Linked DNA regions of Mus musculus: regions 2, 3, 4, 5, 6 and 7 are each linked to region 1. The links are chromatin loops, found by intact Hi-C in ENCODE. Cell type or tissue: heart. All regions are shown on one strand.

Region 1 (4,000 bases):
AATTAAAGCCTCTGTATTTTTCAGCTAGCTTTATTACAAGGAGCTGCTCACTTCTGTTGTGTTCCCCCCTCTCTATTTCTCTCTCTCTCTCCCTCTCTCTCTCTCTCTCTCTCTCTCTCTCTCTCTCTCTCTCTCTCTCTCTCTCTCTCTCTCTCGGAAGGGGGCGGTTGCTGGTCATTATTATCTTTGCTCTTCCCTAGTAATTGTACAAATTATGTAGAAGCATAATACAAAGCTTTTTTCCCCCTTTACCAGACTAAACAATGTCATCGTTTACAATTGTGACAATCAACTCCACAGGACTGAATCAGCACAGGGGGCCACCCCCTGGCTGGATCCACCCCCTGGTTTAGTCCCCCCCCCACACACACACACAACACGCGCGCGCACCTGCGTTTTGGTGACTCGGTGCCGCGCCAGCTTAACCACTGCAAAATTGCCTTTGCCCAGGGTCCGTTCCACGTCGTAAAAGCCCACCCGGAGGGGCTTCTGCTGGCCCTGGCCAGTGCCTGAGGGGACCGCACTGAACTCCGACATGATCACCATGGCTTCGGGCCGCACCTGCGGGTCAGCGAGGAGTGCGCTCAGCACCGACCGACTCCGGCTCGGTCCCGATCCCATTCCCCGCCAAACCCGGCCACTGAAACTGTGTCCGCCAGGCCACCACGCGTGCGTCCTCAACCCTCTGTTCCTCCAGCCCCAGGCTCCTAGTGTGGCCCCGACCCAGGTTCGCAGCTCACACCCCCACTCGCTCATTCCTTGATACAGTATCTCCTCGGCTAAAGTCCCCACGCACACACTCCTCTATCCCGAACCCCCAGCCTGCGCCCCCACGCGCGCGCCCCCTCGATCCCAGGTTCCCTCAGTGCGAGCCCCCACGCACGCGCCCCCCGACCTCCGGTCCCGGCCGGGCGCGCGCGCCAGCAGTCCACCCGCAGTCGACCCCAAGCCAGCTCCTGGACACCCTACGGTCCCGGGTTTTCACCGCGCTCCCGTCCACCAGTGCCAACGCTCGGCTCCTCAGGACAGGCTCCACAACCGGGCGCTCGCAGACCCGCCTCCGGGCGCCGACCCGCAACAATAGGGAGCCCGCCGGGCTGGAGTCCTGCCCGCGACCCCAGGCGCGCACCTGCGGGTTTCGGAGACCCGAACCCGCGCCATTGCTCACCTCCGCCGCCCTCCGTGAGCCCGACCCGGGATGCCACCCGCTCGGCTGCTAGCTCTGCTCCGGTGCCCGCCGTTCGCGCCGCCGCCGCCAACGCTGCCGCCACCGCCCGGGCCTCGCCGCATGTCAGCGCCCCGCCGCCGCCGGCCGCACGCGGCAACGCCCCGCCCCGCCCCGGCCCCGCCCCGCACAAGCCCCGCCTCGCCCCGCCCCCCGCGGCAGGCACAGCCCATTGACGTCGTTTTGACGCCAGAGCGACGCGCGGCCCGGTGCCTGCCGAGGGGGAGCGGAGATCGGGCGGTTGCCAAGAGACTGGAGGCTCTGACGCGCGCGCTGGTGAGGCCGTCGCCATGGCGACCGCGGGCGGTGACGTCAGGGGCCCGGCTCAGCAACCGCCCGAGACTGCTGGCGCCCCCTGCCGGGCATGGGCGACACTGCTGTAGCCCACCCCCCCACCCCACCCCCGCCCCCGACTAGGAGACCGAGCCTGCTTTAGGACCACTTCCAGGGGCTTCATGGTGGGTACGGTGCCCTTTGGGTGCTCAGTGCTCGCTTCGGACTCAGCAGGGTGGAATAGAGCTGCGGGATTTTCGGCGTGGGACTCTGGGGCTGATGGCCCTAGACTGATCAGTCTGCTATGCTGGGCACTCGATGTGCCGCCAGCAGTGGCTGCCCCTTGACCCTCACTTCATCCCTGAGAGGGCCGGCCAGCTGCAAGAATGCCTGGCTCTAGGAAAGTGTTGGTTAGTTGAACGCCACTTACTTTTGTTATAGAAAGAGAGAGGGGGGGGGGGAGGAGAGAGGAGAGAGAGAAAACCTCTAAATATTCAGCAAGTTGGAAAGTTAAAGCAGGAAAACGCGACTCATTTTCCCAAAGCCTCCTGCTTCAAGGGCCGCCTGGTCCAGCAGTGGTGTCCTGGGACAGCTGAATAGGACGCGTGCTTTAGACACGGGCTGCAAAAGGACCCAGCCACTACTCAGGGCTGATAGGTGGGGCCCTTGGAGGACTGGGCACTTTGCCCATTTTCTTGCTGTCTGCCAATTGGCCCACCCTGTCTGTCCCCAAGCTGCTTCCAGACAACAGATAGGACACAGGGCGGCTGGGACCTTGGAACTGACCCTGAGAGTGCCTGCCGGAAGCAGGGCCCATTAAAGGGGAGACGGAGTGTGGAGAGAGTGGAAATGGCATGTGTGTGACTCCTTCTGTTTGTGTTCCCTCACACCTCATCAGAAAGTAAGATGTGTTCTTAAGGGCAGACGAGAAAGGGGACAGACGATTCTCCAAAGGCTAGGAAGGTGGCGGTTTGGAGCTAAACTTCTGTGTCTCTCTTCCTCGTGGCTTCCTGTGTGAGAGAAAAACTAGCACCGGGTGGATTGATTAATCACAATTGATTCAGAATTCATCAGAATTCATTCCTCAACGGAGGAAGACTTCCTGGGTAGAGGCGGGTGGTAGGCTGGCCTGAGATAGGGCTCGCAGGGGCCAGCCATGTACTACTGCTACTGTACATTACTCCCACAAGGATCGTACCAGTTGCAGCCCTGCCTTTCCCGGTCCGTGTGTTTTGAAGGACATTCAAGGACAGTAGCCATCTCAGGGCCCCTTAGTCTTCCAACATGCTCCCCCTGGTTTGTCCCAGGTTCATAAATCAAGGTTTGGGGCAGTTATTTAGTCTCTCCTATCTGAACAGCTTACTGCTGTTCCCCTCACCCCTGGGCGTCCTAACATCTCTCCCTGTTCCCAGGAGAGCTGCACAGAGGGTAGGAAACCCCTTGTTCTTACCTCATGGGCCCCCATCCTTTCCCAGCCTGTCCACCCACTGGCCTCGGTCTAGCCAGAGCCTTCCCAAAAGGTCTGAGGTGTTCTTCGCAAGCATGTCATCAGTGTGAGGTTCCAAAGGACAAATGGCTGAGGTGCCTATTAACCTGTCAGGGCTGACACTTGCGTTAGTATGTCTCAGCATCTAAAGTGCCTGGCTCCTCTCAGCCGCCTTATTCTTATGTAAGCTAACCATTTTGGCCATGGACTGACTCTCTTGGTTCTTCTTTGGTCTCTTTCTCTCTCTTCCCCTGCCCCCTCTCGGTCTTTGTCATCTTGGTCTTCTTTGTCTCCCTCTCTCTTCTTTATCCTCTTGCTCCCCATTTGTCTCTCTCCTCTCATGGTCCAGTCTATTGTTCTGACCATGTTCCATCTGGACCCTTCCAGAGGCCTCTGGTGGTTCTCTCCCTCATGACTACAATAAAAACAAAAACAAAAAAATTCCCCTCAACCATACCTCAGTCATGTCCTCAAGGCAACACAAAAAGCTTGGGGCCCAGACCTAGTGGAGGATGCTGTCCGGAGGCAAACCCGGATCCAGGCAAGTGTCTGGCCCCTCCTGAGCATCTGCTTCCAATAGCTGTCCTGTGCCAGCAGTGACCATATCTGTTCCTCCCAGATCCTAGAGGAGGAGCTTGCTGTGTCCATAGAGGCAGAGAGTGGGGCTGGTACCTGGCACTCTCTTGAAATCCTGTCTTCCCCAAGTGGTTCTGTGTCATTGATCCCTGGAAACTATTTCTTCCAGCACCTTGTTTTTTGTTGTGTTCTGTGGTAATGTTTTGGCACTTGAGGAGGAAGAGAGCACCAGGCATGCGCTGCTTTTGGAGACATGAGCAAATGACTCAGGGATTCCTCACCTAGATCAGGGGAGGGGCACTAGATTGTGCCAGTGAGGTGACTTGGTGACACAGTACTCTGACTGGCAAATGAGAACCACTCTGTTTCCCATCACACCTGTCCTGGGAGTGTGATGGTCCTGGAGGCTGGTTTTCTTGCTTGGACCATGAAGTTGGAAG
Region 2 (4,000 bases), 160 kb before region 1:
AGGTTGCCTACAACGCTCTGAGGTTCTTAGGGTTTTATGCAGAGGCATTTTTGCCTGCCCTCCTTTTCCTAGGAGAGCATCACGCTTTCCAGGCAGAGCTAGAATTAAGGACTAGATCTGCCTAATTTTCTGCCACCCTCCAACAGCCTGACACCGAATAGTGATTCCACAAACACTGTAGGATAAACAAACAAATAAGGAGTGAGCGGGCTAGTACATGAGGTCTCATCCAGTGACTTCACAGAAGAGCATCGTGCCTAGCCTCATGTTCCTTCCTGTCATAATTTTGTCCCCCACAACCTCCACCCCTGGCTTGGCAGCTTTTGGCTCTAGATGATCATTAGGCTCACTGAGGCTGCAGATGGGGGTCTCCCCGCCTCCATTTGACTGTAGCCTGGAGGCTGGTAGGTTTGCTCCTTATTCTTAGAGGGCCCGATTTAGGACATGTCCTCCCCAAAACCTTCATGGGGGAGAACTAGATCTCCAACCTCCTGTGTGGCTCAGGAATCAGGTGTGTGATAATTTGGCAAAATTGGGGCCAGTGACAGGAGTTTGCTGGCTGGTTTTTACAAAGGGTACCCAAGGTGATCTCACTCACGGCAGGTCTTCTCAGTGACCTGCCACAGTGGCCCTTGAAGCCAGCTGGTATTAGTGACACTAGCCTCCGAAGTCAGGAAGGCTCCCCAAACTGCAAGAGGATGCACGGTGTCGATGGGCGGCTCTGATGCCTGCTGAGAATGGAACTCTGACTGGGAATGGGCACTTTTGCTCCATTTTGCAGATGAGGACATTGAGGGCCACAGGAAGGGCTTAGAATGATGGTGCCCAGGGCCGGAACCGACTACCCTGGGTGGTTACTGTCCAGGAGAAGCTGCTCTTTTTCCTGAAGTCATCATGTCTCCAGGATCCCCCCCTCCCCATCAGCAAGCATGGACCTGGGGTCATGTCCTTAAAGGTGGTGACCTTGAGCAGATCACAAGGTCACTGGCAGTAGGAAGACCTTAGGTGTGGGAGGAAGCTTGGCAGAAGCACAGTGCGCATTTCACTTCAGAGACAGCATTGACTTTGCATCTAAGAGCAATAGAGGGGCTGGAGAGATGGCTCAGCGGGTAAGAGCACTGACTGCTCTTCCAAAGGTTCTGAGTTCAAATCCTAGCAACCTCATGGTGACTCACAACCATCTCTAATGGAATCTGATGCCCTTTCCTGGTATGCATGAAGACAGAATGCTCATACAACATGATATACATAAATATAAATCTTTAAAAATATCCAAGTGACAGAAACAAGAGGGAGACCAGATCTCAGCACTTCAACACAAATGCTCTTTTCTTTGTATTAATATTCTTGCAGATGCCCTTCCAGGACACAGGGCACTTTGCCCTATTTCTGGAGCAGGTGACAGGGCTTCCAGTCTGCCTATGAGGTAGGCTAGAAGCCTTAGGAAGAGCCTCAGTAGCCAGGCGGTGGATGCTTTTATTATAGCCTGGCCTGGCTGAGCAGGGGTTAATCAGCTGGGCAGAGAGGGCACCCACTGGGCAGAGTGTCTAGCTGGAGCTTAGATTCACAACAGCTAGCTCAGCCAGGATGCTATGCTGGAGTGCGTGGAATCCCAGGGGTTAGGGTTAGGGTTAGGGTTAGGGTTAGGGTTAGGGTTAGGGTTAGGCTGTGGGCTCTGGATGAACAGCCAGCAACCTTCTAAAAGAGCACACAACAGGAAGCTGTTATCCCATGACGCTGTTGGCTCCTACCAATAGAACTACCTGTTGATACCAGGGCTTGAAGATGAGTATCTTACTCTCAGACAGTCCAGGACACGAGGCTTAGGTAGCAACCAGGATAACCCGCTCAGGAATAGGGTGTGGAGGGAACAAACCCGCTCAGGAATAGGGTGTGGAGGGAACAAACTTCATTTTTCTACCCATCCTTCCAACAGAAGAGATTGGGAAATCTGTAGTCCTGAGGGCTGGAAACTAGCTGGATAACACGGAGGCTGCGGCTGGATTTCACATGGCCGACAGGGGGCGCCTTCTACCCAGTTCCGGACCTACAGTGGCGGCTGGTTCCCCTCCTCCCTCAAGGCTTATCATCCAAGGTGCCTCAGCTGTGCTGGGGTTGACGCACAAAGGTGGGACACTGGCCTGCTGGGAGGGAAGAGTGGGGGTGGGGTACATGCAGGGGCGGGAGGATGACGGAGTAGGATGGGGTGAGGTAAGCGGTGAATCGTCCTGCTTGGTCACCCCTCTTAGGTAAGGTCACGACCCTACCCTGGAAAGGGGCCCTCTCCACCACCACTAAAAGCTCTTTGATGCCCACGCTGTGACTCAAACGCGTGCCTTGAATGTCACCGCGACACCAAGAAGATAAGAATAACTCCGGTTTGAGGAGCAGTGACCTCATTCAGTCCCACCTCCCTCTTGCTGGCACAAGGCCAAGTTGCCCACTGCTCTGGGCTTCAGTTTCTCCATCTTATTACTTGGGGATTCCAATTCTCAGTTTCAGGGCTGTAAAGGGGGGCGGGGCAGATGGAACTCAGCCGGCTAATAACAACCAAGAGAGCAAGGATGGGGGAGGGGGAAGAGGGACAAAAAGGCAGTGGGAAGTTCTAGGTACCCACTAGTAAGAGGCTGATGTAACTTCTATGTCTTTCCTTTGCTGACTTGAACTTGTTCTTGGATCCCACGTCCCTGGAAGGGTAGATGCCCTCAATCCAAGGCCCATGACAGCGCTGTGGGTGGGACCCCATCCCCACAGGTGCCCTACTGTGCCCCATCTCCACTTCAGGACTGAGTTGATTCAGTCGACACAGGCAGGTACATGTACATACCCACTGCACACACCTACTACACATGCTGCAGGCTGTGGATAAAAGTCGGGGGTGGGGAGAAGATGGCGTGGGGGTGTGCTCTTCACAGAGAAACGGGAGTCATCTATATGGTGACCTGAGCCCGACTTGCCAGGTACTGCACTGCTGCTCAGGGTTGTCACAGATCTTAAAGCAGGTTGACCTCCTTTGTGTCTACCTGTGACTGGGATCCTGAGCATCTACAGTGTGTGTGTGTGTGTGTGTGTGTGTGTGTGTGTGTGTGTGTGTGTGTGTGCCTGTGCTGGGTTGCGTGCACTCTCTGAGGGTAGAGGTGCATCTGTTTTGCCACAGTGGCACTGGCCTTCACAGCTCTGGACAGAGATGCTAGAGCCTGGATTTCATGGCTCCTGGGTCTGCTGGGAGGGAAGAGAGGAGGAGGGAAGGTGGGCGTAGAGCTCTCCCCTCAGTCTGTACTATCTGCATGAAAGTGTAGCCGCATTTCATATTAGCCACAACCCTGGAAGGCAAGTGCTACTGTACTTGGTTCAGCAGAGGGATGCTTTGAGAAGCTTGCTATATAGGAATTACCAGAATTTTGGGGTGCCCCTGTATGCCTGTAAGGCTGTGGCCACATTTTTCTGGGACCCTCCTGTACTTTTGTTTGTTTGGTTTTTTCTTTTCCTTTCTTACTTACTTTCTTTCTTTCTTTTTTTTTTTGACAAAAATCTCTCTACTACATAGTTCTGCCTGCCCTTGAACTCTTGAACTCAGAGAGAGCCCCCTGCCTCTGTGTCCCAAATGCTGGGACTAGAGGCATCTGTTTCTGTACTGTTTCTACCCCTACCCTGTAGGGATCCCCAACCCCATGACCACCCAGGAGGTGTCACTGAGCTCCCCTGAGCTTGTGTTCTGTTTGCCCTTTGAGTTTTCGATGGCCCAAAGCCAAGGAGTGGCCCCACCAACCTCACCATGGCCAGTGTGGTGGTTGCTCAGGAAGGGGGCTGTGGCTCCCTGCCTATCCTCAGGCAAGCTCATCTCTGCCTCCTTAGCACCTGCTGGGTACAGAGTACCCATGTGCCTCAGAGGGATACAGAGTGTGTTCTTTTTTTTTAAAAAAATTTATTTATTTTTATTATATGTAAGTACACTGTAGTTGTCTTCAGACACTCCAGAAGAGGGAGTCAGATCTCATTA
Region 3 (4,000 bases), 170 kb after region 1:
ACTCAATAGAACAACTGCAGTAGTAAACGGAGGCGGGAAGCAACAGAGATCAAGACAAGAACATGCTACAGTGAGGGGGTAGTGACGACGTAACACTTCCTCTCCACCAGCATTTAGCTTATGAGTCAAATGGCCAACAAAAAACTCAAAAGACACCCACATCAATAAACCAACGAGAAGCATATTATCAACTTTAAATACTGTCATACTGCAGAAATACCACTGTTCAAAAAATGGGGTATTTAATTCAAAATTTTAATAGTCTGATCTCAAGGCTAAGAAATCAAACTCTTTTTTTGCCAATATATATGCAAGATTTGAGAATAAATACTAAGAGAGAGCAGCTGGCTAAAGCCTAATATGCTTAGGATCCCAGGGGACTTGGACCTGGCACATGGAGTTTATTAGGTGGGCCTCAGAACTTACATCTCTTCTCTGTAAGGTAACTCTTTCCTATTACCACTTTCATGGACATATCTACTACATTTGCCCCCTCCCCCCATCCTCCACTCTCATGCATCTCCCACTGCTGCTGACCACCTGACTGTCAAGAAGCCTCCTCTTACTCTCATGGCTTGTGGATGCTGTTAGGGTTGGGTATGACCTTCTCAGTTTAGCATCTGTTGTGTGAACAAGAAGCACAGGTGACTTACCAATGACTACAGCAGTGAGAAGAACCACTCCCCTTCCTCCAACAACCAGTAGCTGCCAACTGCTCCTCAGGGAGGGGTAAAGAGAAGGTACATTTCTTTTTTTAAGATTTCTAAAGATTAGCTAGAAAGATGGCTCAGTGGTTAAGAACACTGGCTGATCTTATAGAGTTTTGTTCCCAGAACCCACATGGCAGCTTACAACTGCCTGCAACTCTGACTCCCAATCCTGGCTCCTCAGTACCAAGTGTGAATACCGTGAACAAACATACAAGCAAGCACTCACACACACATAAAAGAAAAAAAAATCCTTTTTTTTTTAACTGTATAAATGTTTTGCCTGCATATATGTATCTGTACCATGTTCACACCTGGTGCCAATGGAAGCCAGGAGAGGGTGTCAGATCCCCTGGGACTGGAGTTATATACAGTTGTGGGTTACCAGTGCTGGGACCCAAATCCTAGCCCTCTCTGCAAGAGCAGCAAATACTCTTAACCACTGAGCCATCTCTCCAGCCCAAAGAAATTAAATTTCTAACAAGGTTCCTAGCAGAGGCTTTAATTAATCATACTTCAAAACCAACTACTTCAAATCAACAGCCTCAGCTCTCATCACTAGCAGCAAGAAAGGAACACACAGTGGACAAGAGAGCTCAGCTACAGCAACAGGAGTATAAACAGAGGGTAATGAAACCCGAGTAAAGGAACAAATGCTTAAAGAACATATGCAAGACCACACACCCCTCCACCTCAAGGAGGAAAGGTTTACAGGCTGGTGATCAATCATGTGCAGGCAAGGGAAGGGGCACGCTTTGTGCTCCAGAGATCTGAAAAGGCAAAGGAACACTTACACAAAACCCCCAGGGACTGCCTAGAGCCATGTGGCATCCCAAGCATTCTGGAGAAAGAACAAAGAAAGTGCCTACATTTCCTTGAGACCCTGTCCAAGAAGGAAGATTAGAACCCAAAGGTCAACAACAAGGTGGAGATTATGAAACCGGCTGGCAAGGTCCCTTTCACATTTCCTAGAAACATGCAAGCCCCGCTGGACTATTTATTCTCCCCTACGTCAGAGCTTTCTTCCCCGACTTTTCAGGTATGTCATACCATGTGAACTCTCCTTCGTCCCACTAATCCTGACCACCCACGAAACCAGTGAGCAATGGACCTTCATGTCTTAAAATAACACTGTTGAAGACATGTAATCGTGTTGAATGTTATCTACACATATACATTATAAGCATATGTGAATACATTCCACATAACCAGACAGAAACTAAGTAGTAAAAGTATCAGCAGTTTCGATATTTTATCTTTGCAACTAGCTCTTAAAGTCTGCTTCTATTATTAAACTTTGCTACTCGAACACAGCCGAAAGGAGGGGAGCAATTAAATCTCTGCAAATCTTGCATGTAAAAATATACAGAAACCAATTTTAACCATCCAACACTTTTGTTATAGTAAATTCCTCTCTGTGTAGCTTTATGTGGACATGCACAGGTTTTCACACCAAAGCAACAGGCTCAACAAGGCCATTGTCACAATATGGAACCCCAGAAAAGTTCAGGCCATACTGCTCAAGAGACTATTTCCATCCCTACAGCAGTTGTATCAGCTGTGTCAGACCACCGCCTAGTGGCCTGATGGAACCATTGCTTGCAACCTACCACCGCCACCAGGACATGAGACTATCATGTTGTTTTATGCTGCACCCCAAGGGCTTAGAAAAATGTTTGGAATGTTGTAGAATGAGTATCACTTCTTTATACATTCTTCATCTTCTACTTGGACAGAAAAGTACAACTTTAGTTAAAACAAAAGATCTCCCTTAAGAATGTACTGCTTTTAAGTCAGGTGGTGGTGGAGCATCCTTTTAATCCCAGCACTCAAGAGGCAAAGGCAGGCTGAACTCTTGAGTTCAAGGCTAGCCTGGTCTACAGATCGAGTTCCAGGACAGCCGGGACTATACAAAGAAACCCTGTCTGGGGGTTGGGGACTGGGGACAGTGGGAATATACTGCCTTTGGCCAGGAGTGGTAGTGCATGTCTTTAATCCCAGCATTTAGGAGGCAGAAGGCAGATCTCTATAAGAGTTCCAGGCCAACCTGATCTACATAGCATCTCTAAAATGGTCATAAAAACAATACATAAAAAAATATATTGCCTTTGCAAATGTTTTCAATCTACAAACATAAATAATATAGACAACGCAATGACTGATACACAGAACGGAAACATCTTACACAAACTCTGTATGAAAACAGGTTATCTGTCACCCAGCCTAGCTGCTTCCACTGCTTTTGCACTCAGAACAGGAGAATCTCTAGCAACACAACTGCATAGAGGCTGGCACATTAGACAGACTAGGGATAGAGGGAAGCCATGTACGTCGCAGACTATTTCAACAGCAATACTTTATACAGCTCAGGCTTTGTTTGGGGGTTTAGATCACAGAGTCTCACTGTATTTTCCAGAATCCAGCTGCCCCAGCCTCCTCCGGGCTGGGATTATAGGTGTGAGCCACACATAGCCCGATAGGTTTGAGTTTGAATTGTTTTGGTGGTATTGGTAGCTGGTTTTTTTTTTTTTGTTGGTTTTTTTTTGGTTTTTGGTTTTTTTTTTTGTTTTTGTTTTTGAACACAGATCAAAAACGTTCAGATCACACTGGGATCTGGTTTCTCTTCCCCTGTTACCTGGCACGTCTATAACACGTCATCAGTTGTTTTTCATTAATGTGAAATACTTTTTACCACAACAGCTGTCTGAAAACACAAACACTTTTAAATAACCACTAGCTTTTTCCTCCCCAGTACTCCGGAAGCTTCAGAGAAAGGAGTGCAATACTGACAAGCTCCATCTCACTCTGAGCTGAGATTTGGGTGGCACAATCCCTGCCAAGCACATGGAATGCAGTCCCATGGGCTGCGGACTTTCAAACCCTAGTCCGGGTGCTATCAGGGCCAAACTCACTGTGAGAGCTTGACAGGTAGACTTGTTCCTTGCCTCTTTCTGCCCAACATTCCCTGGATTAAGTAGCACTTTGGCAGACCCTACCTCCACCTTCACATGGCCTGTTCTTCACTATCTTCCCTTTCTGGCCTCCCTATATCTTCACACAGACCTCACTGTGACCCTGGTTAAAACTCTCCTGACAAAATGGACTAGAGCCCAACAGGCCTCACTGTTCCCCTGTGACATTCTGAGGACCTGGGGACTATACTTGAAGCTATCTTTTCAGGGAAATGCTTGACAGATACTTCTGCAACTTGCCAGGGTTTCATCAGACTGTCAGCCCTTTGTCAGGCGTTCCCACTCACATGGTTTTCCACAGCAAACAGACACCTCCACAAT
Region 4 (4,000 bases), 130 kb before region 1:
CTGATGTGACCCAGCATTTGTTAGGAAAATCAGGGCTGGCCTTCCTGCTGTGACCTTACCCTCCAGTGTTAATCCATCTCTAGCCTGCTGCAAATCTGGTTTCCTTCTCTCTGGGTGCAGGGCCTTGTCTGAAGGTCAAGCAAGGATCCAGAGAAGGAGCAGGAGGATTCTGGGTCTGACACTGAGTGCAGCCAGCTTGGCTTGGCTTCTCCTGGACTCACTGGGCTCTTATTCATGGAGTGCCAAGGCCAAACACGTTTGAGTGACAGTAGCTTCCTTTAGCCTTGCCCTTGCCAATTCCGTGTTCCTTTGTCCCAGAACAGCTACTCAGCAAATGCCGGCTCCTCCTCAGTTACCAATCTGCAAGGTACATGCCTGCTTCCTTTCCCATGGCGGAAGCAGACCAGCTTTTCATCTCAGTCTCTGCTGTGCCCTTCCCACAAGCCTCATCTAAGCCAGGGTTTCTGTTAGCTCTTTCTGCTCTTTCTGAGAGGAATATAGGTTAGAGTGTGGAACCTGGGGTCTTAACCATGACAATGGATTCCATCCAAGGTTTGAGGGCCCTGCTGTGGCACAGGCCCTTTGAGACCACTGCAGGTCTGTGAGATGGATGTGGTCAGGGGATATCAGCAGTCCTTCCAAGCAGGTTGGCAATGTCCTCTGGGGTCTTGACAAGGCTGGTGACATGTGTACATGAGAAAGAAAGATAAACTTGAACAGGTCCTTCTGTGGAGGTTTGTCCCTGCAAAAGAGTTGAGGGGACATAGGAAGAATGGAGTGAGTCCCACATCCCACATCTGACAGATGGAAAGACTGACTGGAAGTGCCGGCTGACCCCAGAGCCTCATTCTCAAAGACTGCACGGCAGCAAAGCTATGGCTGGTGGGACTTCCTCGCAGGAAGTGAATAAATGGACGAATTCTGGGGCTGCTTTGCCAGCTACTCTGGAATCTGCATTCCTGTCTGGAGCCCCAGTAGAGGTGCTCCCGAGAGACCCCCTGCCCAGGGTTGTGCTGAGTCAGCAGAAAGCTGACTCATGGCCCTCCAAGAGACATGGGAAGTGTGTTCTCCCAACCTGGGCTAATAGGGGAAGTTCCTGGCCACACAGGGCTTTCCCTGAGGAAGGACCTGGCTCCTACCACTTCCACAGACACCTCCATCAGGGGACTGAGGGCACTGTGGCTCAATAGCCAGCCCTTAAACATTTTTAGGCAGCCAACAGAGCTGCAGGCAGGGCCCCTGGAAATCAAGGCAGGCTTGCAGAGGTGCTCCTAGGCTCAGGGTGTCAGAAGGATCCCCATGCCCTCAGGAGGGAAGGGGAGAAAGGAGGCCTCTGACTCTCCACAGCTCTGCTGTTGTGTGAAGAGCAAGGCTCTTTTTGCCCTGGATTCACCATATGATGGTGTCTAGTCTTCAATCTGTCTCTCGCTCCTGGCCCACTGATACCTCCTGTGCATACGTTGTCTGGTCTAGGTGGGCTTCAGGACCGTACCTGCTGCTCTGCTCATGGGTACCGTTTGTCTGGAAGGAACATGAACAATCAGAGGGCCAGGGCAACTCTGTGAGTTGCAAGAAAATCCCTGGTACCAGAAGAGCCACCAGTGTCTCTCTTCTATCAGCCCAGGTGCAGAGGCTAAGCTTAGAGTCACCATAAGAAACATCAGCTTTCCACTGTAAGGAAGATCACCATGGGTACCAGAATCCAGGCACCTGAGGACAAAGAGGCGAGGCCCAGAGAAAGAGCTGCCAAGAGCCCCTAAGGTTGGGTGGGGGGTGCACCAGAGGCCATGTAAAAAGTCCTTTCTTCCAGATGGGGCTGTCCAGGGGGCTATCCTCTAGGGGGAGGTGTTGCTATTTTACTGTTTGCCAGAGTGTGCAGCAAGCCTGTCTGGGCCTGCCATGCCTTTGTGACTTGGACCTTGGCTCTGATCCCACACTGAGCCTGCTGGTTCCTAGGATAACTTCGTCTTGCAATGGGGTGGGCAGCTGGGGAGACAGAGGCTGCCTGACAGGAGGAGGCAGGGGCAGGCATCTGGGTTAAGGCTAAGGGCTGGGCAGGGTGGGGATGTCCTGGGTGAAGGGACACCCAGCTGGTCTCTGGGCAGGTAACATGGGTTGGGCCAAGTGACACTGGCTGAGTCACGTCCCACGTTGACAGGTTGCGGTGCGGGCATGAGTCAGCCGCAGCTGAGCCCCAGGAATAGAGGCTGGGAGGGTAGCTTTCTGATCTTGATGCTCTTGTAGGATCTGTCTGGGTCCGTGGAGTGACAGAGAACTTGTGCTGGGAGGGGCAGCTGTTCTGTTGCTTAAAATGAAAGGACTGTCCCTGCTACTGCCTGCTGGAGTCTGTCTGGGCTATCATACCAAAAAAAATACCAAAAAAAAAAAAAAAAAAAAAAAAAAAAAAAAAAAAAAAAAAACACTGGGAATAGGCCACAGAGGAAAACTTTGTCTCTCACTCTCTGTCCTGAAGGTTGATGTCCAATATCAGGGTGCCTGAATGTTCTGTGTCAGGTGAGGAAAACTCTGCTTGGTAGACGGTGTTTCCTTGCTGAGTCCTGACTGGGGGAAGGGGAAGGGAAGGTCTCTGGGGGTGGGGGTCCCTTCTGTTAGGGCTTTCTTTTGGTTGTTTTTCTCACAGCTATGAACAAAATGGCAGACTAAGAGGTGACTTCAGTACGTGAGGGTTTCTCTTGGCTCTCAGTTGGAGGGCACACACTCTGTTGCAGTCAGAAAAGTGATAGCAGCCAGCATATGAGGTAGAGGTAGCCGGGTCAGGGAAGAGAGAAGGATGCTGGTACTTAACTCACTTTCTCTTTTGTGCTCAGTCAGGGAGGCCCCAGCCCATGGGATGCCCCGCCCCCTCTGTTTAGAATGGGTCTCTCTAATTCAGCTAACCAAGACTAAAAACACAGATACCACCAGATGCTTGCCTTCGTGGCAAGGCCAAATCCCATTAAGTTGACAATCAGGATTAGCTTTCATAGACCCCACCTCCTTTCTGGAGGTGCTCTCCTGTCACTGTGTTAGCTCCACCCCTAGGAACTATCTCCTTGCAGGTTAGGTATCAACCCATATATTTAGGGGCGGGGACACACACACTTTTGGATCATGTCACTGCAGTAGGTATACTGACTTCTTGCTTGTTATCCCTGTCCCAAGGCCACCAGGGCAGGGAGGTGGGCATGGTGGCTACTGTTGACTAGCTCTGGGAATAAACACTGTCCAAGATGGAGATGCCATGGTCCGGACACTTCCTCCACATCTCCAGTCTCTTGAATCCACACAGTCCAAAAAGCACTCTGGATTTAAGGTGCTGAAACTGAGAGATGCTACCAAGAATGGATCTGGGGAGACAGAGATGGACACGAGCCCCCAGGAGTCAATGGGATTCAGTTTGTGGGCCCCTAAGTGCTACAAACTGTGCTGTGGGCTTCCACATGAATCGTGGCCTGGCTAAAGATATCAGTATGAGCATGGGGGTGGCCATTAGTGAGAAAGCAGATCTGGGGGACCGCTTGTCTGGGGTTCATGGAGGCTCACTCTCCCCTATAGAGGCTGAGTACTGGAGTCAAGGCAGAGCACAGGAGTTGGCTTCTAGGCTCAGCACCACAGGCCACGGTGTTGTTGAGGTAAGCCTGACAGGTGTGGTTGATCCTTCAGGAAGCACTTGTGTGTCCCTGGCACACCACTGCTTGAACTTACAGGCTGGAAAGGGGCAGTTTCTCACTTTTCCCCTGTACGTAATTCTCTTGGTGTTGCGCTTCCCTGGAAACTGCTCTTGTCTGCCTGGCCACTGGTCGCAGTCAGACACTGAGAGCTCAGGTTCCCAGCATCACCTTCTAAGGCCTCATCCTTGGCCTTCCTGCAGAGCCAGCCACTCCAGCTCCCCTTAAGGGCCCCTGCTGGAATGAGGCCCACACAGTTGGACACCAGTTGGACACCCTGGTCTGGAATCTGCCTCGGCCTGAAGTACCTCCTTCCCAACTGTGGAATGGGG
Region 5 (4,000 bases), 65 kb before region 1:
GGTCTTAGGAGTTCTACAGCACCAGGGGTTTGGAGAAGCTGGTCACCAGCTGCCCTGAGACCTTTGGACAGCTGCCTGACCACACCTCAACCTTGGACTTCTGACCTCCAGATCTCGGAGACAGTGAATGTCTGTGGTTTAAGCCACCCAGCCTTCTGTGCTTCGCTTCATCGGCCACAGGAAACAAATACACTAAGATGCTCCAAGTTAGGGACCCACGGGTGACTCAGCACTCAGCCTCTCAACCACACAGAACGAGCCTAGAAAGCATGGTGGGGTGGGCGAGGGAAGGTCCCAGACACTTGGAAATGGGAGCCACACAGTTGCTTGGTGGGGAGGGAACACAGTGAGGCCTTGGCGTTCTCCAAACCACAGTTCCATGCGAATCAGACACTGTTTGTCACACACTGTCTGTCACCACCCTAGGCTCTTAGTGCCAGCTTCCTGTCCCCTAGGCTGACGGATCCTGAGCACAAGATCTTAACTCTCAAGGTGGGGCCCTTTAACTGCTTTCCTGTGGGCCTACGCCCCTTCAACCTGGCTGGTTTGGAGTCTCTGGAAACCTTCTTTTCCCGGATTCTTGGATTCCAGGGAGAGAAGCTGGTAAGGACCTCCCTTGGGGAGTAAGGGGGAAAATGACTCGGATCACAGAGCACTAAGAAGCCTTCACCAAGATGTAAAGAGCCCAGGTCACCTTCACAGGCGATGCCCAATCCCTCAGTCTGCTAAGCCAGCAGGGCAACTAGTGTCTGACCACAAGTCCATTGCAATCACAACTGCACCCCCCCACACACACATACCTTATTCTCAACCCAGGACTCAATGAGGGGTACAGAGGCCATGGGAACAGAAAGAGGGTGTTTTGGCTAAGGAGCATGAACGACCTTGTAGACACTAGCAGAAGGGATATGGGCAGCTCCACCAGGGGTAATTACTGCCACAAGTTGGAGCATTTTGCTGACAGGAGGGGGATGGGCTGGGTGACCATGGTGACAACCGCTTGCTCGCTTGCTTGCTCTCTCTCTCTCTCTCTCTCCCTCTCTCTCTGTGTGTGTGTGTGTGTGTGTGTGTGTGTGTGAGTGAGAGAGAGAGAGAGAGAGAGAGAGAGAGAGAGAGAGCAGGCTGCCGGCGCCTTCCCAGAAATTCTTTGTAAGGATAAACCACCCAGTCTTTGAAGTGATTCACAACTGCTCCTGCCCAGAGCAGGAGGCATCAGTAAAAATGAGAGGGCACACGGGAGGAGGGGTGGGGAGGATCGGGGTTGTGGAGGGACACATGTAGGTTTACACACCCCTACTACTGACTGCCCATCTCTTTCCACCCAGGAAGAGGCTAGGCTACGGCACAGCCTCTGTGACACACCAGGAAAGAGTAGACAGTGCCCCCTCTTTCTGACCCCTCTGTCTCCCAGTGCTCACACTGGGGGCTCTTTGAGGACGCTTTTATCTCTGTGAAATTGCAGGTTTGCAGGCGTGGTGAGGGCTCCTACCGAGGGCCTCAATTAGCAGGAGTTCTCCATGACCCGGTAGACACAGAGTGACAAGCCGGCTGCTCTGGGAGCCAAAGGGAGCCCAATGTGGGAGGGATAATCCACTTCCGCTCCGCCTCTGGGAGCTTGACCTCCGCGGTGTGCGCATCATGGAAACTGCCTTCAAAGCCCTGCACCGTGGGGAGAGGGGTGAGGGCTCAGCAGCATGTGGCTCTGTTGACCATGCTGTCTGTCTCTCTTGGGATGCTTGCCTGGGTTCCTGAGAGCCGTGATGTCATTGTGACTCTCTGCAGCTGCCAAGCACCCGCCGTGCAGGCCCCTCCTGGCCAGCTAGGCACTGACGCAAATCAAAAGCTTCCAGCTCAGGGCAGCTGCCACCCGCCACTCAGCTGGCAGCCTGCGGTCCACGGAGGGAGGGCGTGCAGGTTCCAGAGCAGGGCAGCATTTGAGACAATCAGCTGCTCTTTAAAGGGTGGCCAACGTGGCATATGGTGCTCTGAAGGTCAAGGACAGACAGCTGTCCTAGGAGCTATATGTCCTGCCTGCTAGCCCCCTACTGCCCCTTGCCCTCTTTCTAGTGCCACAGGGGTCTTTTAGCTTTGTCCACTGGGTACTTGGAAGGAAAGAAGGCCAGGTGGATACACAAACCCAGAAGGGAGTGAGGGTGGCCCATGGGCAGTAAGGAAGGAAGAGTGCACTCAGCAGAGCTTCAGTGGCCTGCCTTCCTTGGCCTCTGAGGTGCTGCCATCCCCATCAGAAGACTCTCCATTCATGTGCCTATAGCTGCGTGAGCATCTGCTGAAATCTAGGAGAAATGTGTTGAATGAGTTCACGAGGGTGGATGATTGTGAAGACATCAGGCACTCTCTAGGCACCACTGAATGGGGTCAGGGGTGGAAGCCCTGGTCACCCTAAGCAGAGCGACATGCGGCCTAGAAATTCTCCCAGCCTACCAGAGCACACCATTCTTCCTTAAACGGGAGGACTTTCATTCATACGTGTTCACACAGACACATATACACCCATGAGATCCACTCAAGAGGCACATGCGCCTGTATGGTACATGCGGACATCGCACATAGATGTTCACGGTTTCTATAGATATACACGCACATATAGGTTCACAGCGTGCACACCCACGCAGGCACATAATGAGCCTACTCTCACACACTGGTACATTCATATGCAAGCATTTGTTCGTGAGCGTGCACACTGCGTGTCAGGCCCAAAGTCGTCTCTTCATGGCGACCTGCACGAGCAGCGCATGCGCAGAAGCTCAAAAGCCACAGGGCAGATGGCTACAGTGGGATAGCTACTCTAGGTTGGGCCAGGTCCGGGTGGGCAGACCTAACAAGGCTAAGGATACTGACATGATCTTTAAGATGTCTTTTCTATGATGGGTCAGGTGGATACGCAAGCAGAGCAGGGTGAGGCTGCGTAGTGGACAAGCTTTGTGAGAGGAGGATGCGTTCCAGCCACAGAGAGAACAGTTAGCTGACAGCTGGAATGGAACCCTGTGCTGTACCGAGGAAACCCCGTGCCTGCGTGGTTCCTTGAGCCACACAACCAGAAGGGTGGAGAGATGCACCACTCGGGAGCTTAAAGAGCATGACCCCTCTATAAGGGTGGGCCTCTCTGCCTCAGGGGCAGAACAAATGCCAGCCCCACAATCTTTGTGTGGGTCAGAGAGGCCAGCAGGGGGGATAGGAGGGAGTTGCTCAGTGCCTCCAGCCCCAGCAAATACGCTCTGTCCCGGAAGACCCTGGATCCTGGAAACTTCTCAGAGATTACTGACCCAGGGCCACAGGACATGGGCTCTAGGATTTGAAAACGACAGGAACTTTTCCAAGCAGGGCCCAGAGCAGCTGAGACTTCCGAGGAAAGTTCCAGAACAGGACAGCGGGGTTGCGACGGGACTTAGAAGGAAAGCAGCCCTGTGAGCTGACAGGCAGTGGCTCTTGCAGATCAGGAGCTGCTGCTTCTCCATGTGGATCGAGGCCACCCGAACCGTCATCTCTTCCTAGGATTAGGATCTGCTTGCTTCCCATGTAGCACCTTGTCCTAGGGCCATGAGAGCGAAGCCTCTTACCTACCGGAGGCTCAGGCTTCCCAGAAGTCCTGCGTGGGTCTGTAAGGATGGCGGGTAAAATCACAGCCCCCTGGTACCAGCCTGGCTCTGGCTAACAGCTCCTCAGTGGCCCTGTTCTCACAATGGGACCTTGCTCCTCCGCCTGGACCACCAGGCTACAATGTGTGTAATGCTTTCCTGCAATACTCTAAGCAACGGGTGCAGGCTGCATCCACCAAAGGGTCGTTGGATGATGCTTCCAATAGGGATCACATGGTGGCCATCATATATAAATAGGGATGAGGTGGGAAGAGGAGGGCTCAGGCAAGTGTAGTTATCTTTTTCTCCTTTTGTGCTGTGTGTGTGTGTGCACGCACACGCATGTGTGTGATATCTATTCAAGTATACATGTGTGCTGGTCTGAGTTCACTTGTGTGCGTATA
Region 6 (4,000 bases), 81 kb after region 1:
GAGGTTAGAGCTGCCTAGAGGTAAAGCGCCAGCCTATCCTTAGGGATGTGACCAGCAGGCCCACAGACACTCAGGACAGACGCCATGGAAGCCCTGGGCAGCAGCTGCATCAGCACCCTGGGTAACCGACAGACACTGTGGCAGCTGTGGCCTGGCCAGGCTCCCACTCACCTTCTAGAGCAACTCCATGCTGCAGCATGGCAGGAAGAGCAAGTGCTATCCACAGGGAGCCACAACAAAACAGCAGCCAAGAGCACAGGTCCAGGCTCCCTACAGGAGCCCAGACCACCTGAGGGGCACACAGACAACCCCAGAGCTGCAGCATGAATCACATACAGCAGCCTGGCCTCATCTGTGGCCTCATCCAGTTGTAACCCTTCATCACGCTGTGCTGGGGTAAAGGACAGTAGGGCCTGTCTACACAGAGCACACATCTGGGAACAGTCAGTGAACTGTGTGCTGCTGTGGTCAGGGCCTTGCCCCAGCACATCTGGTCAGATCAGGCAGCCTTGCCCCATGTCAGCTACACCCTGAGGGCATTGTATAGAGCTGTAATATACTACTCGATCTCTCCTCTAGCAGACATTCTATGGTCTCCCTACATCTCTGGGGCTCCGGTCTCCTTACTGCAAAGTTGGGTACTCCCTGCCATCCTCTCACACCCCTGCATTGCCCCTAGTACCAGGGCTTGCTGCCTGCCCTACCTCCTGACACCAGCCGAGCCATGCAGTTTCTTTAATGAAGAGTAAATGCCATTCTTTTGATGGAGTTCCTGGGCAGGGCTTTGGGCTGTACCTAGAACCTCCAGTTGAGAAGCCCTGGTCTTGGGGGTCCTGGGAATCAGAAGGGACTTTCAGAATACAGCTGTTACCTGGGCACTGCCTTCTGTACCTAGCCACATCTGGCACCCAGCCAACAGCTCAGAACCTCCAAAAGCATCCCAGTGCCAGGGAGGGAGCCTGTGCAGGCTAGGAGCAGGACGGAGGACACAGTTCCTTTCCATCCTGCTGACTGCTGTGGTAAATCTTTCAGACGCCCAAGAGGCTGAGTGCTCAACAGCCTGGCATCAAAGCACTTACTGTTTAAATGGCTTGCCCATCCTAGGAAAACATCATGGCTTGGGCACAGCATGGAAGTAAGGGAGGAAGAAGGGAGGCCTCGCCATGGTCTCCCTCTGTGCCTTCTTACCCCATTTAAAAAAATGCTCTGAGTTCAAGGTTTCTCCACCCCTCCATCCTGCACAGTGCACTGGTCCCACAAGGAGCAGAACCAGACTTGGGAAGCTGAAGCAGGAGTTCAAGGTCTAACTAACCTATACAGCTAGTTCAAAGTCAGTCTAGCAAACACAGCAAGACACTGTCTTAACACAAAGGATAAAATGGCCTGAAGATACATTGCAATGGTAGAGCACTTGCCCAGCACTCATAAGGCCCTTCACTGGATCCTTGGTATCACAAACAAAACAAAAAGAGAGCAACTAACCATGTGATACCTGGGAGGTGTACCTCTGGAAGGCACCTGGCAAGTAGTTAGTTCAATCGCCAAGCTTCAAGTGACAGGGGCCCTGAGCACCCCCAGGCTTCTCTGAGGAAGGAGGCAGCCCCTTACACCAGGTTTCTGCCTCTGCCTTGCTCCCCAGACCCCAACTGCCCTATCCATTATGGACTGAAATCTTAGCCAGAGGCCAGTGCCTAGGGTATGAGCCAGCCCCACTTAGCGTCCCAGGGTGCTAGAAAAAGACTCCGCTTGAGGGGGCTTTTTACTTAGATGTGAGCCTGAGGAGACAGTGTCTATACTGGGATACCCAAAGATGGAAGACAGTCCACAAAGCACAGGGAGATGGCAGGTTAGTGTGAGAGGAAGAACACTTGGAGAGACGGGGATAGGGAGGAAACAGGAAAGACAGGCGCCAGGGCTCGGGGAAGAGACCTTCATCCAGAGTGCCTGCTTACATCAAGGCCCAGTGGAGGGCTGCTAGGGAGGTGGAGAGATGCTGCTGTGTGGAAGGAAAGAAGTGAGAGTGACAAAGCGCATGTGCTGGGTCACAGTCTGGGTTCCAGCAGCAGCAGCAGCCCCCAGCTGCAGTCCAGCTGCTTGGAGCAGCCCAGAGAGACAGGACTATGCTACTCCAGGACCTAGCATTGCTAGACAACACTGATATCTGGCTGGCCGGAGAGGGATCTAAAGCCAGTGAGCAGAGGACAGGAAAGGGCAGACAGTGTGCTTAAGAGGTCTTCCAGAGGGACGACATACCAAGGAGCAGGCTAAACTGGAAAGGCCACCTGGGGTTCAGGGCTCCCAACACTGCCACCAAATGGTGGAAGCCACAGTGATACAGATCAGGAAGTGGAGTGGGTATTTTGTCTCTGAGCCACTTCCACTGGCCACAGGAAGTCACAGGGCCACAGGATGAGTGACTTGGGGTCCCTTTGCCACAAGCGTGTGCCTATAGAGCCCTCACTTCAGATCATGCCTCAGTGTGTATGAAGAGCAGGTTCCCGGGGAAGCACTCTTTCCAGTGAAAGAGTCTCCCTGTGAATTCCAATCTACACATGTCAATGCACACGTGTCCTTTCACAGGATAAATCCTCTACATCGGATGGAAGGGTGGGTTCCATGGATGATGGAGTCCGAAAAATTCAATCTCCACAAGCTGTCTGTCTTCCCAGAACACAAAATCTATCTGACACTATAGAAGGGAGAGAGAGGCTGGGGAGACGGCTCTGTGGGTAAAGCATTTGCCACCAAGTGTGAGGGCCTGAGCTGGAGTCCCTCGACCAACAAAAAGTTGGGCATAGTAGGCTGCATCTAATAACTCCCAATACTTTCATGGAGGGATGGGAGGCAGAAATGGGACAATCCCCAGATGCCTGCAGGCTAGGGAGCCTGGTGTACATAGTACAGGAGCAGAAATGTAAGAGAACCAGTCTCAAACAAACTGGAAAGAGAGGACTCCCACCCAGGGCTGTCTTCTGGCCTCTACCCGCATGCCTTCCGTTCAGCAACACCTGGTAGGCTCGGTACTCAGACCCTGGATGGCCAAGTCAATCTGGTTAGAAGAAACAGAAACCACTAGACTGGCCCTGTGACACCATGAGGGAACACACCCCATTTCTTCCCAGGATGTTCTTTCCCCACCCACCCCATTCTCTGATAATAATATTATCAGATAATAATATTCTCTGATAATAATAGATAATAATATTCTCTGATAATAATAAATCTATTTATTTCTCAGAATACAAATCAAGACATCACACAGCATGACCTAGCTTGTAGGCCCTTTCCCTGTGACCCCCATCTCTGTACGTGGTGAACCCTTAATGCATCATCTGATGATGACAAGGACCGTGTGGGTGTGATGCAAACCCCAGCCCAGTCTTTCTAGAACTTGGTCTCGAACCTTCAGCTTCCTCCCCAATTACAATCACTCCTTGGATTTGCCATCCACATGGGGAGGCTTGCCTGAGACCAGCCCAGTGCTCCAGCCAGCTTGGCCTGCCTACATGCCAGGCTCTTGGGAAGCACTGTGACCACGCTGGGCCTGAGCCACGACTTTCTAAATCACTCTGTTTTCAGTCTAGCCCGCTGGAGCGCTGGCTCACTGACACACCTGTTCACTGCACTGCGTGCATTCCCCTTACTCTCACTCACTGACTCACGGACGATCTATCCTGCCTCGGGTAGAAATTACATAGCGAGGGCTGGATGGCCAGGAACACACACCCTGACCTGCATCAGGCAGGAATGTAACTCAACTTTCTCTCAGATGACCTGGCTTCTCCCAGAGAAAAGCCAGAGGCAAGCAAGACTCCTGCACAGGCAGCTCTGCTGAACTTAGGAAACCCCAGGGAGGGAGTGGGCCAGAGAACCAGAGAGAAAGGGAGGCCGGTCTCAAAGGTCAGGTCTCCAGCCATCCATGTCCATGGACAGCAGAGGCTCTGTCTTCAGGGAACTTCCGGGGCCTGCACCAAATATGGACATCCTTTTGGAAGCTGCT
Region 7 (4,000 bases), 170 kb before region 1:
ATCAGTACTGTCATGTTTGTCTAGGCAGAACCCAGACTTAGCCAGGGACACACTGAGGCCCTGGGACAGCAAATGGCAAGGCCTGGAAATCTCAAGATCCACCCGGGCTTCTTTCACAGGTCCTATGTATTAGGAGTTGTGACAGGTGACCCTGACCTCTTTTGGGGTCCTGGTGAGGTCTGTTAGATGCTGTCCCAGTAGGAGGCTATGATGACCCAGCTCTAACACACTGGGTATAGCCGTGTCTAGGACAAGCTGCCCTCTTGGGGATCTGATTAGCTGTCAGAGGTTGTCCAGACTTGGGGGCTTTTGTCTTTGCTGGTCCCACAGGCTGTGGAAAGAACTCCTCAACCGTCAGGCTGGAGAGCCTGGTGTACAGGGCAGGGCATGCCAGCTAGGATGATGCCCTAACAGGTACTGGTGATGCTGAAGGAGAGGCTGGAGGACAGCGTCCAATTTGATACATGAATAGGCACCCCAGTTAGCCATTTGTCCCAGGTTCGAGACCTAACAACCTGATGACGTCATTGCCATCACCACTGTCACTAAGAGCATCATGACATCATCGCCGCTGCCACCCTCACCGTTCTAGTTCTCTCTCTGTCGCTATAGTAAAACTCTCTCACTAAAAGCAACTTACGGGGAGGAAGGGTTTATTTGATTTACACTTCCAGGCTTCATCCTTCACTGAGGAGGGTCAGGGTAGGAAATCCCGCAGGGACTTGATGCAGAAACCATGGCGGATGATGTTTGCTGACTTGCTCCAACGCTCACGTTTAACTATCTTTCTTTCTATTTTTTTTTTTTAGAAAAAAAAAACATTATTTATTTTATGCATATGCATACACTGTTGATGTCTTCAGACACACCAGAAGAGGACACCGGCTCCCATTACAGATGGTTGTGAGCCACCATGTGGTTGCTGGGAATTGAACTCAGGACCTCTGGAAAAGCAGTCAGTGCTCTTAACCACTGAGCTGTCTTTCCAGCCCCAGTTAGCTTTCTTATACAGCCCAGGACTACCTGCCTGAGGAATTGTGTTGTCCATAGTGGGCTGGTCCATGATACATCAATTAAACAACTAAGACCATCTCCCACAGACATGTCCACAGGACAATCTGATAAAGACTCAACTGAGAATCTTCCCTTCTGCCCCCCCCCCCTTTCCCTGCCTCCAATAATCTCAGATTCTGCTAAGCTGATAAGTAACGCTAACTGGGATGATCACCTGCATGATAATGTCATCACTGGCCCAGAACGCTGGCCGCACTGGCAACTGGCAGGCTTCATGCAACCTACCCAGAAGCCTGTGGCTTGGTGAGAAAAATCCTGGCTTAGAAATGGAGTCACTTGCCTTGTGTTGCCTGCTGGTGAAAGTTGGGTGAAACCCACCTCTTCCTTTAAATCATTGGTTCTCAATATATGGGTGGTGACCCCTTTGGGGGTTGAAAAACCCTTTCACAGGGGTCACATATCAGATGGCCTGCATATGAGATATCTACATTACAATTCATAACAGTAACAAAATTACAGTTATGAGGTAGCAACCAAAATAATTTTATGGTTGGGGGCGGTCACCACAACTTAAGGAACTGTATGAAGGGGGTGTGGCGTTAGGAATGTTGAGGATCACTGCCTTAAAGCCAGCACTTTGGATCTCCAGGTAGAAGGTTATTATAGAGTCACAGGAAATCAGCAGAACGGGGTCTCTGAGGAAGGCGGTAGATGCTGCTCCTGTTCTGTGGGGGATTTTCTTTGTGGCAGCAGGCTGATTTATCAGTCTCTCTGCAGGAGAGTCCCGCGTTAGTTTAACATGGTGTGACACAGTCTGACCACCAGGTGGCAGAAGAGGCATTGCCTCAAAGAGGAGACCTTGCCAGGCACCGACTCAAGAACACCAGCCTTAAGGGTCACCTTCACTAGGAGACAGGGAGCAGCCGCAATAAACATCAGGGGCCTGGTTCTGGGGGCCGTTGCCTGTGTGACAAGGAATTGCAGGAGATGCCACTGGCCCCAGGAGTTTGGGCCAGCAGAGCGCCTAAGCAGGGGACACACAAAGGGCCAGTTCCTTCATAATGAAGAATCTGGAACATAATGGAACAATCATTTGAAGGGGAGGTCGCCTAACAAGGCCAGCATCGTGCTGGCCTGCTTTCTCTGCTGCGGTTCCAGCGCACACTGACACGAGCTGTGAGCCGGCTGGACCCCAGGGGCTAGGGCTTCTTCCTGAGAAAGAGACAGCCAGAACTGCCTCCTTCCGGCCACGCTGCAGAGACCCATGTGGGGGCTGGGAGGCTGGGAGAGAAGGGGCTACCAGGCAGCCTCAGCTAACACATGTGTTGAGATCATAGGTTCTGTCTTCCTGGCTCGGCTTGCTGACAGTCTCAGCTTAGAAGGAAAGGCATGAAGGAAGAGTTGGAGGCTACCCAGGATACCAGCCTTCTCTGCAGGGTAGAACTCCCCACCTCTAACCTCTATCTCCTGCCCTCTCCATCTCTCACTTCAGGAAGTTTGAGAGGGGAGCCCCAGGCTGCAGCTGTTAGGAGGTCCTTTAGCCTCTGTTCCTCCCTCCCACGGCAGGGGGATGGGGGCTGCTGTTGTTAGCTTAGAGGCTGGGAGCCCCAAGGACATGGGATTTCTTCCAAGATTCCTGGCTGAGGACTGAGTTAACCGAGAGGCAGGCAGAGCACAAGCCTGTGCTTGCAGGCTGTCATGAGAACACGACAGAAAGGAAAACATGCAGGTACGCAGGTGTCGTGTCACAGGCATGCATGAATGCACACATGGACACACATGTGCAAACACACACACTATGAACACACACCATATATACCTCATGTGTGCGCACACACACAGACACCCACACATACCACAAACAGCCTGCGCACACATATGCCGTAAACACACCACACACACATATACCACAAAACACACCACACACAAACACCTACACACAATATATATACCACAAACATACCATACACAAATCACAAACTCACACTACACACATGTACATACACATATACACAAACACATGCCACATACATACCACAAACATACCACAAATACATACACACACACATACACACACACACACACACACACACACACACACACATATATATATATATATATATACCACAAACACACCTTCTTCTTCTTCTTTTGTTTTTTTGTTTTGTCTTTTGAGACAAGAGTTTCTCTGTGTAGCCCTGGCTGTCCTGGAATTCACTGTGTAGATCAGGCTGGCCTTGAACTCAGAAATCTACCTGCCTCTGCCTCCCAAGTGCTGGGGTTAAAGGTGTGCGCCACCACTGCCCAGCACCCTTGAACTTCTATCTCTGTCACAATGGTTCTTCCCATAAGCCCCTGCTCCCAGTTCTTCTCGAGATCAACTGACTCAGGATATCATGACTCCGTCTTTTTTTATTGGTTTTTTTTTTAAGATTTATTTATTTATTTATTTATTTAATGAGTACACTGTTATCATCTTCAGACACACCAGAAGAGGGCATTGGATTCCATTTCAGATGGTTGTGAGCCACCATGTGGTTGCTGGGAATTGAACTTAGGACCTCCAGAAGAGCAGTCAGTGCTCTTAAGTGCTGAGCCAATCTCTCCAGCCTCATGGTTCTATCTTTAACTCAGTCATTTCCGTGAACACCCCATATAAGGTTACACATTTGAGTCTGGACGTTAGAAGTAAGTCATATCTTTCTGAGAATAGGAGACCACCCACAAGTCCCTGATGTCCCCAAGTTTGTCTTTGTTTCACATACACTGTTGTGCCTGCCCTCTCCAGGAAGCCCCTGATATCTGAGGACAGATATCAACACACTTTAATGATGAAGAAACCTATAAAAGTATAGGATGGAGAGCCACAAGCCTGAGTCCAGCCTCTAGCCGGCTGAACCAGGAGCACACACAGTGACCCATGAAGTCAAGGCTAAGTTCACTTACTCTTTTAAAAACTTACTATCATTGTATTATTCTTCGAGTG

Evidence for each region. A loop is a pair of places that touch in the nucleus more often than their neighbours do. Peaks named below come from ENCODE experiments on the same cell type or tissue, not always from the same donor. Only the 100,000 strongest peaks of a DNase experiment are listed, where the experiment ranks them.
Region 2: it touches region 1 in a loop (4-fold over the local background); 35 of 42 quality-filtered maps call a loop at or near these places.
Region 3: a loop joins it to region 1, with 7 times the contacts of the local background. A loop is called at or near these places in 29 of 42 quality-filtered maps.
Region 4: a loop joins it to region 1, with 7 times the contacts of the local background. A loop is called at or near these places in 3 of 42 quality-filtered maps.
Region 5: it touches region 1 in a loop (5-fold over the local background); 12 of 42 quality-filtered maps call a loop at or near these places.
Region 6: it touches region 1 in a loop (6-fold over the local background); 10 of 42 quality-filtered maps call a loop at or near these places.
Region 7: it touches region 1 in a loop (6-fold over the local background); 35 of 42 quality-filtered maps call a loop at or near these places.

Annotation. Positions count from the first base shown.
Region 1 is chr17:31,854,504-31,858,503 of GRCm38, forward strand. Sik1 (salt inducible kinase 1) reads right to left here and starts at 1,301. Exons shown (of 14, transcript NM_010831.3): 1 at 1,169-1,301; 2 at 391-561. The coding sequence starts at 546. In heart, CTCF peaks have their summits at 1,559 (motif pointing left) and 2,389; DNase peaks (open chromatin) are centred at 1,468, 2,198, 2,948 and 3,708; H3K4me3 peaks cover 2,926 bases; H3K27ac peaks cover 4,000 bases.
Region 2 is chr17:31,691,394-31,695,393 of GRCm38, forward strand. No RefSeq gene overlaps it. Among named protein-coding and RNA genes, the nearest start is that of Gm30187, 15 kb to the right of the region's middle. In heart, a CTCF peak has its summit at 2,013 (motif pointing right); a DNase peak (open chromatin) is centred at 2,078; H3K4me3 peaks cover 796 bases; H3K27ac peaks cover 2,321 bases.
Region 3 is chr17:32,023,310-32,027,309 of GRCm38, forward strand. All of the region lies in intron 2 of Hsf2bp (heat shock transcription factor 2 binding protein), which reads right to left. Among named protein-coding and RNA genes, the nearest start is that of Hsf2bp, 9.2 kb to the right of the region's middle. In heart, no CTCF peak of the experiment used is centred here; DNase peaks (open chromatin) are centred at 1,602 and 2,282; H3K27ac peaks cover 686 bases.
Region 4 is chr17:31,727,189-31,731,188 of GRCm38, forward strand. Gm30255 (a long non-coding RNA gene) reads left to right here. Exons shown (of 3, transcript XR_385531.1): 2 at 3,556-3,632; 3 at 3,872-4,000. Among named protein-coding and RNA genes, the nearest start is that of Gm30255, 2.3 kb to the left of the region's middle. In heart, a CTCF peak has its summit at 1,846 (motif pointing right); DNase peaks (open chromatin) are centred at 223 and 1,853; H3K4me3 peaks cover 319 bases; H3K27ac peaks cover 3,773 bases.
Region 5 is chr17:31,789,102-31,793,101 of GRCm38, forward strand. No RefSeq gene overlaps it. Among named protein-coding and RNA genes, the nearest start is that of Gm41563, 34 kb to the right of the region's middle. In heart, no CTCF peak of the experiment used is centred here; a DNase peak (open chromatin) is centred at 1,740; H3K4me3 peaks cover 751 bases; H3K27ac peaks cover 3,207 bases.
Region 6 is chr17:31,935,152-31,939,151 of GRCm38, forward strand. No RefSeq gene overlaps it. Among named protein-coding and RNA genes, the nearest start is that of Gm30571, 25 kb to the left of the region's middle. In heart, a CTCF peak has its summit at 2,315; DNase peaks (open chromatin) are centred at 2,140 and 4,000; H3K4me3 peaks cover 328 bases; H3K27ac peaks cover 3,386 bases.
Region 7 is chr17:31,683,831-31,687,830 of GRCm38, forward strand. No RefSeq gene overlaps it. Among named protein-coding and RNA genes, the nearest start is that of Cryaa, 7.9 kb to the left of the region's middle. In heart, a CTCF peak has its summit at 1,840 (motif pointing right); DNase peaks (open chromatin) are centred at 1,901 and 2,611; H3K27ac peaks cover 1,123 bases; H3K27me3 peaks cover 305 bases.